2 separate regions of the Mus musculus genome follow, and region 2 is linked to region 1. The links are chromatin contacts, found by Hi-C in ENCODE. All regions are on one chromosome and are shown on one strand. The core of a region is the stretch at or near the end of the contact, and the rest is flanking DNA. Distances in the headings are between cores, read along the strand shown. Region 1 holds the start of Mroh2a (maestro heat-like repeat family member 2A). Region 2 overlaps Epb41l5 (erythrocyte membrane protein band 4.1 like 5).

What was found. Hi-C counts contacts between places; a loop is a spot of excess contacts on that map.
Region 2: a loop to region 1 is called in a map of T-helper 1 cell, with 15 times the contacts of the local background. The contact joins the enhancer-like site here to the promoter of Mroh2a in region 1. A Hi-C loop is called at or near these places in 3 of 37 maps with a recorded cell type or tissue (T-helper 1 cell, T-helper 17 cell and T-helper 2 cell).

The regions. Positions count from the first base shown.
Region 1 is chr1:88,223,995-88,231,746 of GRCm38, reverse strand. Mroh2a (maestro heat-like repeat family member 2A) reads right to left here and starts at 4,727. Exons shown (of 42, transcript NM_001281466.1): 1 at 4,519-4,727; 2 at 3,601-3,693; 3 at 3,339-3,520; 4 at 1,274-1,405; 5 at 959-1,121. The coding sequence starts at 3,679.
Region 2 is chr1:119,554,442-119,562,193 of GRCm38, reverse strand. It overlaps Epb41l5 (erythrocyte membrane protein band 4.1 like 5), which reads left to right. Exons shown (of 25, transcript NM_145506.4): 21 at 7,052-7,142. Among named protein-coding and RNA genes, the nearest start is that of 3830432H09Rik, 22 kb to the right of the region's middle. Within about 2 kb of position 4,360, at least 1 of the 3 ENCODE cell types and tissues checked has a DNase peak (open chromatin) inside an H3K27ac peak, as active enhancers do.

The DNA of each region.
Region 1 (7,752 bases), core at 3,478-5,977:
TTCCTCAGATTCTAGACTCACAGTGCGTTTCTAATGATGAACTAATTCTCTCCTTCACTAAGAGCCCCAGCAAGCCCCATCAACCAGGATCCATTCCCAGCTGTGTACTACCTACTAAACCTGCCCCAGCCCTCCTCCATCTACACAGTGTTCAGAATTGTCTTCCTAGAACTGGAATTTCATCAGACAACTGCCCCTTAGAAATCTCTACTAGCTTCCTGCACCTTAAATGAAGCTAGAGTCCTGGGATTGCTGATCCCAGTCTGCCTTTCTCACCTAACGCCCATCTCCCCGCTAGGCATCTCCAGCCACAGGAACCTCTTGGGTCTTCAGATAAATCAAGTTCATTCCTGCCCCAATGCCTTTGCACATGGTGTTCTCAACAAGTGGGATTTTTTTTTTAATTCCATCAAGCTCTCTGCACACACGCCTCCCTCCCAAGTCTCAGCTAGAATGCAACTGTCTCACTAGGAGCCCTTTCCATAGCTGTTCTCACACAGTCATCTCGGCCATCCTCTTCATAGCTGTCATCTCCTAAGCATCTGTTTCCTTGTTTCCTTGTTTATGGTCCCTACAGAAGCCAGGAACTACATGGGTTTTTCTCACCATTGGGTCCCAGCACCCAGCACAGGCTCATGGGGCAAGAGTTCCATATGCTTTTGCAGGTGGAAAGAAGGAGTAGAAAATGAGCAGAGAAACAGCGGGGGAGAAACAAAATAGAGTAGGGGTGAGTGGGGAGATATAGGTGAAGAGAGGAGACAGACAGACAGTCAGACAAAGAGAAAGCGAATCAGAAACACAATAGAAGGGAATCTGAGTGGTAAGGACTAGGCATGTCACAGAGAAAGAGAGAGAAATGCAATGGGTAGGGCCAGAAACAGAGGTAAACTGAGTGACAGAAGAGCGAGAGGCCAGCCCAATCTGGCCAGGAACTGGGGTTAGGATCTCAGACCCCTACCATTGCCATTGGCCAGCTTGGCCAGGGTGACAATGACAAACTCGTCAGTGAGGTTGAGAGGCTTGAGATGATGCTGCAGTTCATACATGACCAAGCTGAAGTGGTTTCGGGACAGAGCCACTAGAGTCTCACTGGCCACCTCGGCGGTCTCAAAATCCTCCGCCTGCAGGGAACAAGAGAGACACCGCTAGCCCTCTCCTGACTTGATCAGGTTCAGTCTGCCTCAGTTTCATGAGACAGCCTGGGCCAGGCTCAACTTCAGTCCAGCTCCTGGGTCTGCAGAAGGAAGGCATGGTGGAATCCAGGGCCTACTACCTCTGTGATATCCCGCATCTGCTTGGAGGCAATGGCCACCAGCCTTTGTATACAGTGCTCCTCCATCTCCCCTTCCTGCTGGATGATCTCCTGCATGATGTTGTAGATGTTCATTTTGCGTTGGGTAGAAATCTAGGAGCAAGCATGGCAGGTGGCAGCAGGGGTGGGGCTTTTCCCCAGCACCACCCGCCATCTCCATTCCCCACCACCTTGTCTCAGTTCTCCTCCATCTGCAGCCCCTCCCAATTCTGTGCACTCACCCAACACTCCCCGTCCCTAGTGTCCCCGTCCCTAATGTCCCCATCCCTAGAACTTACAAGTCTTTTCTCTTGGCTCAGTCAACGGTCAGTGAGGAAGGTGTCATTTGGTCAACACACAAGGTCCTTCACACACTAAATAGTGTCAGGCTTGAGAGCCCAAGAGGCAAGGACTCAGGCAGGAAACAGCTTCTATGTGGGCAGCACTTATTACCAAATAAGGTGTCCTGGTTTAGGATGGAGTTGGGCAGATGGCTTGTGTGCCCAAGGCCATATCTGGATAGTTACATTTGAGAATGATTCTTACTATGTGCATGAGTGCATATGTGCATGTGTGTGTGCATGCAGACGGAGGTCAGAGGATAGCCCAAGGGGCTGTTCCTTAAATGCTGCTCACCTTGGGTTGTTTGGTTTTGCTTTTGTTTTTTTATTAGACAGTGTCTCTCACTGGCCTGGAGCTTGCCAGATAGACTGGGCTGGTTCTTCCTGTCTCTGCCTCCTGATTGCTGGGATTACAAGTGCACACTACCAGGCTTAGCATTTTTACGTGGGTTCTGAGGATTAAACTTGGGTCCTTGGGCTTGCAAGGCAAGCATGTTACTAACTGGGCTATTCAGTCATGGGTGACTTTACACGGAGCATCATGAGTCTAGGCTTTGAACTCTGAACACAGAGGAACAGTGAGACCATGGTAACTGTTCAGTAAGGACTTCATGGCACTAGTGGCACTAGACCAAGTTCTCAGCCTTTATTGTTATCATTGCCCCTGAAGTAGCCGTTTTTTTTTCTTTTGGTGTTTCCCTAAGTGTCCCTGCCACACAAACCTTAAAGCACAAAGACCAGCAAATAATCATGTTTTCTTTTTTGTACTTTCTGATGCCTTGAGGTCTGCAGATGAGCAATGCTGTAGAGCCTGCCCTTCCTGGTGGTAGCCAACTCTAAGAGATAGTTCACCATTTGCTTGTGTGAATGCTTTTTGAGGTAGAAAATAAAGTCTCTTATAGACTGAATTGGATTCCCTCAAAGATGTATATGTTGATGTAAACCCCCTAAGTTGAATGGCATTTTGAGGGGGGCCTTTGGGAGGTAACTTGGACTTAATAATGTCAGAAGGGTGGGGCCCTGATCCAAAGGGACTGGCAACTGTTTGGAAAAACTGGAGCTCCCTGTATCTGTCTCTCTCCATAAATCAGTGGTTTTCAAGCTTCCTAATGTTCTTAGGAACCCTTGAATACAGTTCCTCATGTTGTGGTGACTCCCAACCATAAAATTATTTTGTTGCTACCACACATTTTGCTACTGTTATGTAACTATTTGATATACAACCCTCAGAGGGGTCATGACCCACAGGTTGAGAATCACTGCCACAGAGGAAAAGCCATGAAGATGGTGTCAGGGCAGCTGTCAGTAGGCCAGGAAGAGCCTTAACAGAAACCTGATCATCGGGCATCTTGACTTTGGCCTTTTAGGATGCAGAACCGAGAGGAAATGCATATCTGGAATTTTAGCCACAGAGTTTATGACAACCTGAGCAGACTGCAATCCCAGTCAATCCTGAGACCAGTCCCCACCAGCCAGGGACCTCCCAAACCTACCACACCAGACACAAAATTGCCTCCCAAACAGATCACTCTAACCCCAACTAGCCCTGAGGAATATGAGTGCCTCTGGTGTCAGCCATCTCTGCATCTTGGCCCTTAACGCTGTGTTCATGGTGACTGAAAAGGTGTGCTGAATGGTAGGTGGACTCCCAGGCATCTAAATGTATCTGGTCAAAGAGGAGGTCTGGCGGCTTAGGGTGTCCCTACCTCTGGCATCTGCAGGCAGCGGATGAGCGCGTTCATCACTACACAGGGATCCGTGGTAGCCTTCTCTGTGATTATCACTGAAGCCAAGGTCTTCCGCATGTCCAGGCCTGGCCCTGTGGTGTCTGTCTTTGCTGATTCACTGTCCATGATGTTCAGGAGGTTGGTGACTTGGAAGAATGTACCTGACACAAAGATGGTGTAGGTGTGGTGTTGAGTGGCCCAAGAGGGACCAGTGGTGTGGTGATGTGGTTGACTTCCTTACCATCATCCTCTGGCTCTAGAAGTGCCAGATGCTCTGCTTCCTCCAACATGTCTTCATTCAACTCAGTGGCTTCTTTCATGTCTCCTCAAGTGCCTTCAAGATGGATGAGATTAATAAATACTCCATGTGACAACACTCCCTAAGAAGACCTCCCAGGAGCTCACAAACTTTTTAAAACTCTTCCTTCAGTGTGGGTAGAATCTGTGACTCCGTTTGAACCATTAAATAACGTAAAAGGAGCAGGATGTTCCCCTTAGATGCAATGCTTATAGGAATTCCCTCTCTTGAGTTGCTTGTGTTGTTGGCAAAGGTGATGGGAATTGACTTCCAGGATCACATTGTTCACATGGGGCTCTTCACAGACTAGAAAAAGACACTCTGCCATCACGGAGAGGAAAGATTGGTGATGTGTGCTGCCTATGGAGGGACCATGTGGTTTGAAACTGGGGTTCCCAGTCCTGTAACTACGGGAACTGAGTTGTGCCAACCATCACATGCAGAGGAAAGGTTATTGAGTGCAAAAGAGAAAAGTAACATTGCCCACAACTTGGCTGCATCCTCTAAGACCATGAGCAGTGGGCCCAGGCAAGCCACACCCAGACTCCTGCCCATGTAGAAACTGAGATAGTGGGAACTTTTTTAATCTACTAAAGTAGTTATACTTTGTCACACAGTAATAAACCAATATGCTTAGTAAAGACAATGCCCTCCCTCTTCTCTAGATATTACAAATTTGGGACTATGGAATTCAGCCATCTCACTAACTTCAACAGCTGTTCAATACCCAAAGTTTCTTAATAAAAGACGAACCAGAACAGAAGTCCCTCTCAGAGGACCAAAGTTCCCCAGATACTTCCTCCTCCAGCCCCAGTTCCTCAACCCTCAACCCAGAATAGCACTTCAGAGGATTCCCAGGACCTGAACAGTGGCCTTGTCACGAAGTCCTCGTCTGGGTAGAACAAAAATGTTGGCTGAGGAAGATCACTGCTTTTTATCTAATATCCACCAAAGAAAATATGAACAATGGGAGGACCCAATGTCCACCACAGACACTCGGCCTCCTCCATGGTAATCCTCATGAGGAACAGGACTCCTTGCATGGCTGGAGGTTTCATTAGAACCATCACAGTTATCTCCCAGACCCTTGGAACTTTGAGATCCAACTGCCTCCCCAAGGCACTCTCAACCAGAGCTCTGGGTACATTGGGCTGAAATCAAAGCTTCACATCAAGTTTCCATTAAATATTTATATACCCAGAGGTGTGTGCTGATGTATGGTGGCCTGTTTGGGAAAAGGAAATCACTAGTGGGGGTTACAACCAAGGATCAAAGGGGTGGAGGTAGAGCCCAGTATAGAAAGGTGGAGTCAAGGCAGCTGAAGGGAGGGAAGAGCATGGGATGGCTGTGAGGAGAGACCTCCTTCGTCACTAGGGCTACTCAACAGCCAGGTGAGGAAGTGTGTTCTAACAACTGGACCAGAAGCCAGGTGAGGAGGTGTGTTCTCACTGGGAGAGTCTCAGAAGATAAGGAATTTCAAAGACAGAGAAGAATAAGTATTCTTCCATAAACCAAAGGTGGACCTCAAAAGACCTCCTGGTCACCTGTTGCTAAGAGATCTGGTCAAGAGCAGCAGTTTGTACAACAAAAGCATCGGTCTAGGGGACATCCTTCATGCATTTCAGGTTAACAGATTGACTCCGAGTCATATTGACCCACGGCTTCTTTATTAAAATTCCATTTTGAGTCTGCCCATCTTGACAAGTGAGAGTTTGTACTGACTGATGGATACAATTTTGTTTTGTTTTGTTTTTGACAATTTGACATAAGCTAAAGTTGTCTGGGAAATGGGAACCTTAGCTGAGAAAATGCCTTCATCAGATTGGCCTGTAAGTAAGTCTGTGGGACATTATCTCTCTCTCTTTTTTTAATCTTTAAAAATTATCTATTTACATGTGTGGGTGTTTTGCCTGTGGGTTATATCTGTACAACATACAAAACTGGTACCCATGGAGCTCAGAAGAGGGCACTGGATCACCTGGAACTGAAATTAAAGATGGTTATGAGTCACCATGTGGGTGCTGAGAATTGAACACAGGTCTACTTCAAGAGTAGCTAGTGCTCTTAACATTCAAGTCATCTTTCCAGCACTGGGATAATTTCTTGATTCATGATCATGTCAGAATGCCTAGTCCACTGTGTGCAGTGCCACTCCTGGAAAAGTGGTCTTGGGTTATATGAAAAAGCAGACTAAGAAAACATGAGAGCAAGCCAGTGAGCAGCATTCCCCTGTGGCCTCTGCTTCAGTTCCTGTTTCTGGGTTCCTGCCTTGGCTAAACTGACTGTGATTGGAATGTATCAGCCAAATAAACTCTTTTCTTCCCAAGATGCTTTTGTTCATGATGTTTATTACATTGGAAAGCAACCCAGGACAGAGTTCCTTCACCTCTACCTGCTTGCTTCTAACTCTTCACTCCATCCCATTTCTACTCCATGCAATTTAAAAGGTTAAAATATGAGTTTTGGGGCTGGAGAGATGGCTCAGTGAGTGAATACTAGCTCCCTAAGAATAAGTGCCCTAGTTTGAACCTTAGCACTCACATAAAAAGCCAGTCACGACTCTGTGTGTTTTCATAATTTCAGATTTGGGGGTGGAGATGGATGACTCTTGGGAGCTTGGTGATTGACTGCCATGGACCACCTCAGTTGGGTATGGGGATCCCTGGAATGAGGGTCCTTGAAGCTAGGTGGGTAAGGATTTGGCGGTGACAAACAGAAACAAACACAGAGGCAGTTTGAATCTGAGTGTATTCTGCAGCTCTCAAGCAGGGGATTTTATACATTAAAAAACCAAACATTACATCTCTTAGAAACTATATCCAGTAAAACAATCACAGATACCAACAAAAATCATTTGGCACAGTAAAGCACAAAAATCATCCAAGCATTACAACTCTGAAACTATGTATTCAGTGAATCACAAACAGAACAGGTAACATCATTGTAAATCATCAAAATATAACAATTCTAAAAGGATGTACTTAGTGGGGGCTGTCGTCCAAGGCTAGTGGCATATCTCCAGGAGCAGGTTAATAAATCTTTAATGGTCAGTGCTCTCAACCACTGAACTAACTTTCCAGCCCCAGGGTCAATTATTTAACATCTAGTGCCTGATTTTTTATAATCTTCAATGTATAAATTTAAACTATTTTAATTCTTTCTAATTAAGGCTTTCTTTACCATATGCCAAAATCCACCTCCGATGATACACGTGTAGCCATATGAAATTTTATTGTTGGGAAAGTTTTTATCATAATAGTTTTGTAAATGATTTCGAAAGTCAAGTGTTGGTTTCCCTGGGGATAAGGTCATGTTAGTGGCCCCTTATCTAGGGATGGTTTCTTGCCCATTATTCTTGCTTAAGATCTTGGCCTAGGCTACCAGGAACATGTAAATAAGAAAAGGAATAAGAGAAAACAAAAAAGACAGGTTGCCATGAGAACTACGGCTCAATATTTTTTTCTCCAGCAAAGAGTTTCACAACTGGTTCCAGGAGGTCTCTCCCTTTTGAGGTCAACCGCCTCAGTCTGTGGGAACTTGTCACACAGATCCTACTGGAGGTGGTGTGGCAGCTGGCCAGCTAGTTAAAACAGAAATTTCAGGTTCAGTGAGAGACTCTGCTTCAAGGAAATAAGGTAAAAAGTGATAGAGCAGGATACCCAACATCCTTTTCTGGCCTCCTTACATAGTCTCATGTATACCTACTCATACACACACACACACACACACACACACTGGCAAAATTAGAATGACTTCCCTGCACTCCACACCAAATACATCTTTCCCATAAACCCCAGCACTGTTCCTCATTCTGGCCATTGGAGACACATTAGTCAACATGAAACAAAATATAAAGACAGTTGTTCACAACATCCTCTCCACCTCCCCACTGGGCCTTCTCATGACCTTCAGTGATCTCTCAAGTCATATGTTTGGGGTTAAAAACTATGTGTGTTGACTGCAAGCCTACCAGGTTTGGCTAAGCATGTTTTCTGTTGTCCATGTGGATACAGGACTAGAACATGCCTTTGCCCTCTGGGGTCTTCAGATATAATACACAAGTATTGTATGGGTTAGAACCAGAAGTAAATGTGT
Region 2 (7,752 bases), core at 3,111-5,610, about 31 Mb before region 1:
AGGACTGGAACTCAAGCAGGTCAGGAAGCAGGAGCTGATGCAGAAGTCGTGGAGGGATGTTCCTTACTGACTTGCTTCCCCTGGCTTGCTCAGCCTGCTCTCTTATAGAACCAAGACTACCAGCCCAGAGATGGTCCCACCCACAAGGGGCTTTTCCCCCTTGATCACTAATTGAGAAATGCCTTATAGCTGGATCTCCTAGAGGCACTTCCCCAACTGAAGCTCCTTTCTCTGTGATAACTCCAGCCTGTGTCAAGTTGACACAAAAGTAGCCAGTATACCTTTCATTTCAAATTTTATTAATCTGGATCTTCTCTGTCTTTAGCTAATTCAGCTAAGGGTTTTTAAGTCTTACTCATTTTGTCAAAGAACCAACTCTTTGTTTCATTATTTTTTTATTCTTTTTCTTTGCTTATTTCTGTTTCATTTATTTCAGCTCCAAGTTTGATTATTTCCTTACCACTATGTCTACTCTTTTGGGGTGTTATTTGTTCTTCTTGTTCTTTGGCATATGCCACTAAGTTATTAATACAAGATCTCATCAGTTTTTGTATGTAGGCACTTGGCCTCCTAGAACCGCCTTTATCAGGTCCTATAGGTTTGGGTATGTCATATTTTCATTTAATTCTAGAAAGTTTAATTTCCTTCCTGGTTTCTGTCTTGACCCATTTTTCATTCAGTCATGAGTTTGTATACTTTCTGTTAGTCCTGTTGTTGATAACGAACTCTAGTCCATGGTTGTTAGATAAGATGCTGAGTGTCTTGATTTTCTTGATTTGGTGAGATTTGCTTTTTGTCCACATATGTGGTCAATTTTAGAGAGTTCCATAAGCTTCTACTAAGAAAGTATATTCTTTTGCATTGGGTAAAATGTAAATATCTGCCAGTCCATTGGAATTCTCACGATATTTAACATCTACCATTTTCTGTTGAGTTTATCTGGCTGACCTGTTTATTGGTAAGAGTGTGGGGTTGAAGTCTCCCACTATGACTGTAGTGGTGTTTCTCTTATGAACTTGGGTGCCCTTGTATTTGGTGTACCTATGTTTTTTAAAATTACAGTATATCCTCTTGGTGGATTTATCCTTTGATGAGGACATAGTGCCCTTCCCTGTTTCTTCTGATTGGTTTTGGTATGGAGCCTACTTTGTCAGATGTTAAAATGACTACAGCCACTTGCTTCTTAGGTCCATTTGCTTGGAAAACCTTTCTTCAGCCTTTTACCATGTCTATACTTGATACTGAGGTGTGTTTCTTGGACCCTCTTATCTAGTCCAATCTGTTAGTGCCATTTTACTTTTGAACTGAGACTATTGATAATGAATTACGGGGGCTGGAGAGATGGGCTCAGAGGTTAAGAGGACTGACTGCTCTTCCAGAGGTCCTGAGTTCAGTTCCCAGCAACCACATGGTGACTCACAACCATCTGTAATGAGATCTGACGCCCTCTTCTGGAGTGTCTGAAGACAGCTACAGTGTACTAATGTGTAATAATAAATAAATCTTTGGGCCCGAGCAACCAGGGACTGAGCGTGAGTGGAGTTGACCAGAGTAAACAGGGCCTACCGGACCGAGCAGAGATCCTAAAAATTCAATTCCCAACAACCACATGAAGGCTCACAGGCATTTGTACAGCTACAGTGTACTCATATACATAAAATAATAAATAAAGAAATCATTATAAATAAATAAATGTCTCTTTAAAAAAATAATAATGAGTTACCAATAAGCAGTGTTTCTTGATTTCTGTTCTTTTATTTTTATGGTGTGGGTTATTCTCCCTCTTTAATAATCCCAGTTCTGGGATTATTTATTCCTTGTGTCTTCTTAGGTGTGGTTAATCTCTTCAGATTGAATTTTTCCCTCTAGTTCCTTCTGTAGAGTTTAGTTGCTAAATAGATACTGCTTAAATTTGGCTTTATTTATGGGATGTTTTTCTTTCTCAGTCTGTGGTTATTGATAGTTGTGATGGGTAGGAGTCTAAGCTGGCATTAGATAATGTTTGTAGAACATTCATCCCAGACCTCTGGCTTTCAGTCTTCAATGAGAAGTCAGGTGCTTTGGGCCTGCCTGTAAAGGCTACTTTGTCTTTTTTTCTGAACCTTTAAATATCCTTTCTTTGTTTTATGTTTCAGTGTTTCACTATTTTGGTTATTATGTGTCATTGGGAATGTCTTACCTGGCCCAGTCTGTTTGGTGTTCTTTTTACACCCCCCCCCCCCTATAGACTCATCTGTTTGAATGCTTGGCCCATAGGGAGTGGCCTTGTTAGAGAAAATCTGTCACTAGAGGGTGGGCTTTGAGGTCCAAAAGCTCAGTCACTTCCTACTGCCTGCTGATCCAGATGTAGAACTCTTAGCTCCTTCACTAGCACCATGTCTGCCTGCAGGCTGCCATGCTTCCAGCCATGAGAGTAATGGACTGAACTTCTGAAACTGTAAGCCAGCCCTAATTCAGTGTTGTCCTTTATAAGAATTGCTGTGGCCATAGTCTCTTCACAGCAATAGAACTCTAAGACAGCTTCTTATATCTTGTTAGGCACTACATTCTTTAGATTGGAGACATTTTCTTCTATGATTTTGTTGAAAATGTTTACTGTGTCTTTAACCTGGGTTTCTCTTCCTTCCACATTCCCTATTTGTAGATTTGGTTTTTTCATAGAATCCCAGATTTCTGGATTGTTTTGTGCCTGGTCTTTGTTTTGAACCTCTTCTGTGACAGAGTTAGCCATTTCCTCTATCTTGCTATCAAGGTGTTGCTGTCTCTTTCCATATCTTTACTCTGCTAGTGAGGCTTAACTCTAACTTTGTTTGACAGCGTACATTTTTTATTTCCAGGTGTTTTTTTTTCAGCGTGGGTTTCTTTAGTGATTCTACTTCTATTTTCATGTTTTAAACTGTTTTCTTTATTTCATTCCTCTGTTTCCTCTTGTTTTCATTAGTGGATTTATTAGTATCCTCTTTAAGGTCCTTGAGCATAGTCACCTGGCTGCTTTGACGTTCTTGTCTTGTGTCTCAGCTGTGTTGCATGTCTCAGGGCTACAGTAGGTCTTGGTAGAGGAATGTTGTCCTGGCTGTGCGTGTTTGTTCTGCAGTGAGGTCTAGACATCTGTAATTATGATTGAAGTGCTTCTAAGCATTGGCCTCTGGTTGTCTTTGGATGGGGATCCATTCTTTGATTGCTGTTTTAGGAGGTATAACCTCTCACGATCCTAGGTAGAGAGTTCTGCCAGTCAGTGGTTGGCAAAGAGGAATAGAGATGAGCTTGGAGAAATAGCTGAGAGGAGCTGTGGGAAGAGATAGGGTGATCCGGTCCTCACCAAAAGGCAGGTTACCCAGGGAGTAGAAGTGTGAGGGGAGGAAGGGCTCCCTAAAGTTGGCCGCAGGAAGACAAAGAATCTCTGGAGAGACAGGTGGAAGGGCTAGGAAGACCTTGGGGCTGCTTCAAGAGTCCGAGTGTTCAGTAGATGGAGTTGGAATGAGAAAGGAGGCACCTGTAAGCCGGCTGCCTCAGAGCTGAGGTAAGAGTAGCAAGATCATGGAGGAAGGAAGGATGGATAATGAAAATCACCTACCTGAGCCCCAGCCTTGTATGGCCACTGTGGGTCCTTGGTAGAAAGTCTTTCTAGATACTGGTGGCTAACACAAAGGAGTGGAGATGACTAGCAGGGAAGGCTGCGAGAGGATTGGGAAGGAGTTGAGCTGGGTCTGCATCAAGAGGCAGATAGATACCCAGGAATGTTTTGTCACTGCCCTGTAACCCAGGCTCCCGTGACCTGCTCCTATCTGTCAGTTGCTGGGGTTACAGGTAGAGGTTTTCTGATGAAAAAACTGACCTGTCCTTATGAGGATCCATTGGGTGGGAGGGATCATTTCTCAAGAGTCTCTGTGTGGCCTGGCTTTCAGTACTGAATAGTTAACACAGATGGCATAGATCTCTCTTGAGGTTACCTCACAGAGTTCTTGAGCTCATGTGTGTCTCTTTCCTAGCCATTTTCAGCTGGTGTTTATTCAGGCAGGCCTTCTGGCCCTTCTCCGAGACTCAACTCACTCTGCTTTCCTTGTTTGGCTTCTGCATTCGATGTTGCATAAACTCTGTTGCTCTGTGTAAGCACATTGATTTTTCTGCCTTGTAAATCTGCTGTTGAAAAGATGTAGAAAATTTTTAACTAAAAAGCCATACTTTTTTTCTGGCTCTAAGTTTCCATTTGGTTCATTTTTGTCTGTTGTCACACTGTTCTGGTCTCATGCAGTTCTTGTTTTCTGAGAGAATTTGACCCAGTTGAGCCCTTCGGCCACTGAAGTTCTCTGTGCTTTCGGAGCTTCTGCTACAGTCTTTCTTCTTGTGAGTGAGTCACAGTTTGTCACATTTAATTTGAAAAGTGGACATTTTGGACTTGATGATGTAATTCTCAAAGCTGAGTCTTAGGCTTTCTTGGTTCTGCCTGCTGTGTGGTTATATAATAGTTGGTAACTGTTCAAAGTAACACTTTGAGATGTCTTTGTTATCTGTGGTCTCTGATGCCTGCTGCCCTAGTTTAGAATTCAGCTAGTGATTTGACAGAGTTCATGTGACTAGAGCCAAGACATAAAAGAAAATGAAAAAAACCAGAGGAAAGTAGGGCTAAGTAGGGTTCTTAGCTTCCTAAGAACAATGTATTCTTTACAGAGGACCTGGGTTCATTCCCAGCACCCACAAGGCAGCTCATAACCGTCTATAACTGTACTCTCTTCTGACCTGTGTGGCACCATGGATGCATATGATGTGTGAACATATATGCAGGCATAATACTAATACACGTAAAAGTAAAAATAATGAATTCTTTAGGGTCCTGGGAAGTGACTCAGTGAGTAGAGGCACTGGCTGCCAAGCATGGCACCCTGAGCCTAATCCCTGGACGCACTTGGTAGGAAGAGAGAGCAGACTCCCACAGTTTGTCCTCCTAGCCTCCACACATGTGTGCAAGCACGCGTGTGCACACACACACACACACACACACACTAATGTAATAAAATGTTCTCATGGTCTTTACAGTTGTCTGTGTTGAGACATTGTGCAGCATTTAGAAGGCTTCCAGGGCTGGGGCTGTAGGGGTGCTGTCTCCCCTGTACCCTGAGCTCCAGTCTGCTTTCAGCAGGGGACCCAGAGTCCTACCTTGGCACATTCAGCATTTTCCAAATTGCTCCATTTTGTGGCGACTTCAGGGTTTTCCCCCCAAATTTCTTCCTCTGTGGCTTTCTTTGCCTCTCAGCAGAAGCCTAAGAGAAGCCTCAGTATCCTATGCTATCACTGCCTCCCTTGAGACAGGGTCTGTCGCTGAGTCTGGTGTTATCCTGGCAGCCAACAAGCCCAAGTGATCCTTGTGTCTCTGTCACCTATAGGGCTGGGACTACACGTCCTGTATGACCACACCCAGCATTGTTATATGGGTTTCAGGGATTTGAACTCAGGTCTTTGTCTGTGTACGGTAACACTCTTAAGCATGGGACTATTTCAATCCCAGATCCTTTATTCAGGTTCCTGTGTGGACTGTTTTTACTACTTTTATTATGTACATAAATTTTTACCATAAATTTTTATTGGTTTGCATGGTTTTTAAACTTTGTAAGATGAAATATTTTTGCTGTTTAGGTTTTTACATTTCTGAAATTTAAAATGTTACCTTTTGTTTTTTCATGTTACCTGCTGTTTAGAAGTCCGCCGCAGTTGTTCATTCTTCCTTTGCAGTGACCTTCCTCCCACAGCAGTGTGGAAAGATGCTGAGGTAGGGGCTGGCCTGCACATGGGCTGCTCCCCATGTGGTCAGCACTGTAAGCTGCACACGAGGCCACTTCTAGAGCATAGTCCATCACTTTAAAAGTCAGTATTTTATCGATTCCGTTTCTGAGTGATTTCCTTGACCAGAGGTGAAGTGACTTTTTTCTGTAGTATTCATTAGTTGGGACTTTTTTCTAGGGTTTTGTTGTTGTTGGTGGTGGTTTGGTTTGGTTTGGTTTGGTTTTTTTGTTTGTTTTTTAATGTTTTGAGACAGGATTTCACTGTGTAACCATGACTGTTATGGAACTCAAGTCTATAGACCAGGCTGGCCTCGAACTCCCAGGGATAAACTTGCCTCTGCCTCCTAAGTACTGGGATTAAAAATGTGACCACTGCTGCCTGGCTTAGTTGGGACATTTTCATCATTACTGTGTCCAAAGTTTTCAGTGACAGTAAAGATGAGATTTCCAGCCCGTTCTGATGACTTAGATGGTCAGCTGTGGGCCTCCCTCTCCTTTCCTGGCACTGAAACCACAGATAGACCATTGTTGTTCTCATCAGGAGATAAAGACCTGGTCGTATGCCAGGCCTGCAGGTCACAGGAAGGTCAGCATCCTCTTGTCTACCTGTTGCAATATCTGCAGAATCCTGGGTGTTACTTCTTCTGCACTTGCTCTCCACCCTGTGCTCTCACTGTGGCGCCTCCTGTTTCCTCACTCTTCTCCTTTGTGTTTCGTGATCCACTGAGCTTTCTCGGTCATATAGTTTATCACAGACTAGAGGGAAGAAGAAGCTAACAAAGCCAGGCTTTGTGGCACCCACATCTTTCTTCCCAGCACTTGGGAGGCAGTGGTGAATGGATCTCTGTAAGTTCAAGGCCACCTGGTCTACATAGTTCCAGGACAGCCAGAGCAAATAGTGAGATCCTGTCACAAAAAAAGAGAAAAGAGATCCTCCTCACTTCCCATCTTCTGTATAATCCCTCTGGGTTTGAAGCTCTAACCATACTTTTCTAAAGTAGATCACTCTTGAATTTCCTGAAGGCTTTAAACTCTACTGGCAACCCTTAGTTTTTAGGTCCTATGTTTCCTGGCCCCCTTAAAGACAAGTCTTTTCTATCATCTTAGTGTGACTGTAGGAAGGAAGCTATTGGACTCAGTATCTAAAGAGTCTGTGTTGGATATCAAAACTGAGTGTTCCTCCCCAGCTGCCCTTTCTTCCTCTCCATGGCCCCCGTATTCTCCTGGAGGAATTAGTGCCACCTTTATCCAGGCCTGCTTTTATTTCCTTCCAGTACTGCATTCAATGAAAATGATGTGCCCGTCTGTAAAGATTCCCTCACTCCGGTGCATGGCACAGCTGCAGACAGTGCCTCTGTACTAAAGGTAAGAAGATTGCTTTCCATTTTTCAAAAGACAATATTGAGTTTAACCTGTACTATAATGAGGGACAGCTGGTGACTTGTAGTTGGCACTGGGAATTGAGGCAAGAGGCACAGCTGAGCTTCATCTCCTGGAAAGACAAGAATCTTCTTCCCAGTCTCTATGCTGCTTGTGTCTGCTTCAGCTGGGGGCAGTCTGCTTGCTGGCTGTGCCTCTACCTGAAGAAACAGCACTTTGGTACACATCAATTTGTTTAGTAGTTGCCGCAAAATGATATCAACAATACATGTTTTCCTAGAGCTCTCTATTGTCAACAGTCCTGCATTTCCAACAGTAACTTCTTTTCTTACGTGATCACATTGTATTGCTGAATTGCATTGACTTTCTGCCCTAACGCAATGCATGGCCTGCATCTCACTGCCACCTGGGTGCCCTTTCCCTTCTCAGGAGGATTCAGCTGGGGCACCAGGACTCTCCTATCCAAACCTGCCAGGCTGGCCACAAGCCAGTCACTGTCTGAACTACCAGGCTTTATCTGTGTAGATGCAAGAGCTGCATGAATATTCACAGAGTACTTCTTTTTCTAGTTCTGATTATTGTATAGTTTCTTCTC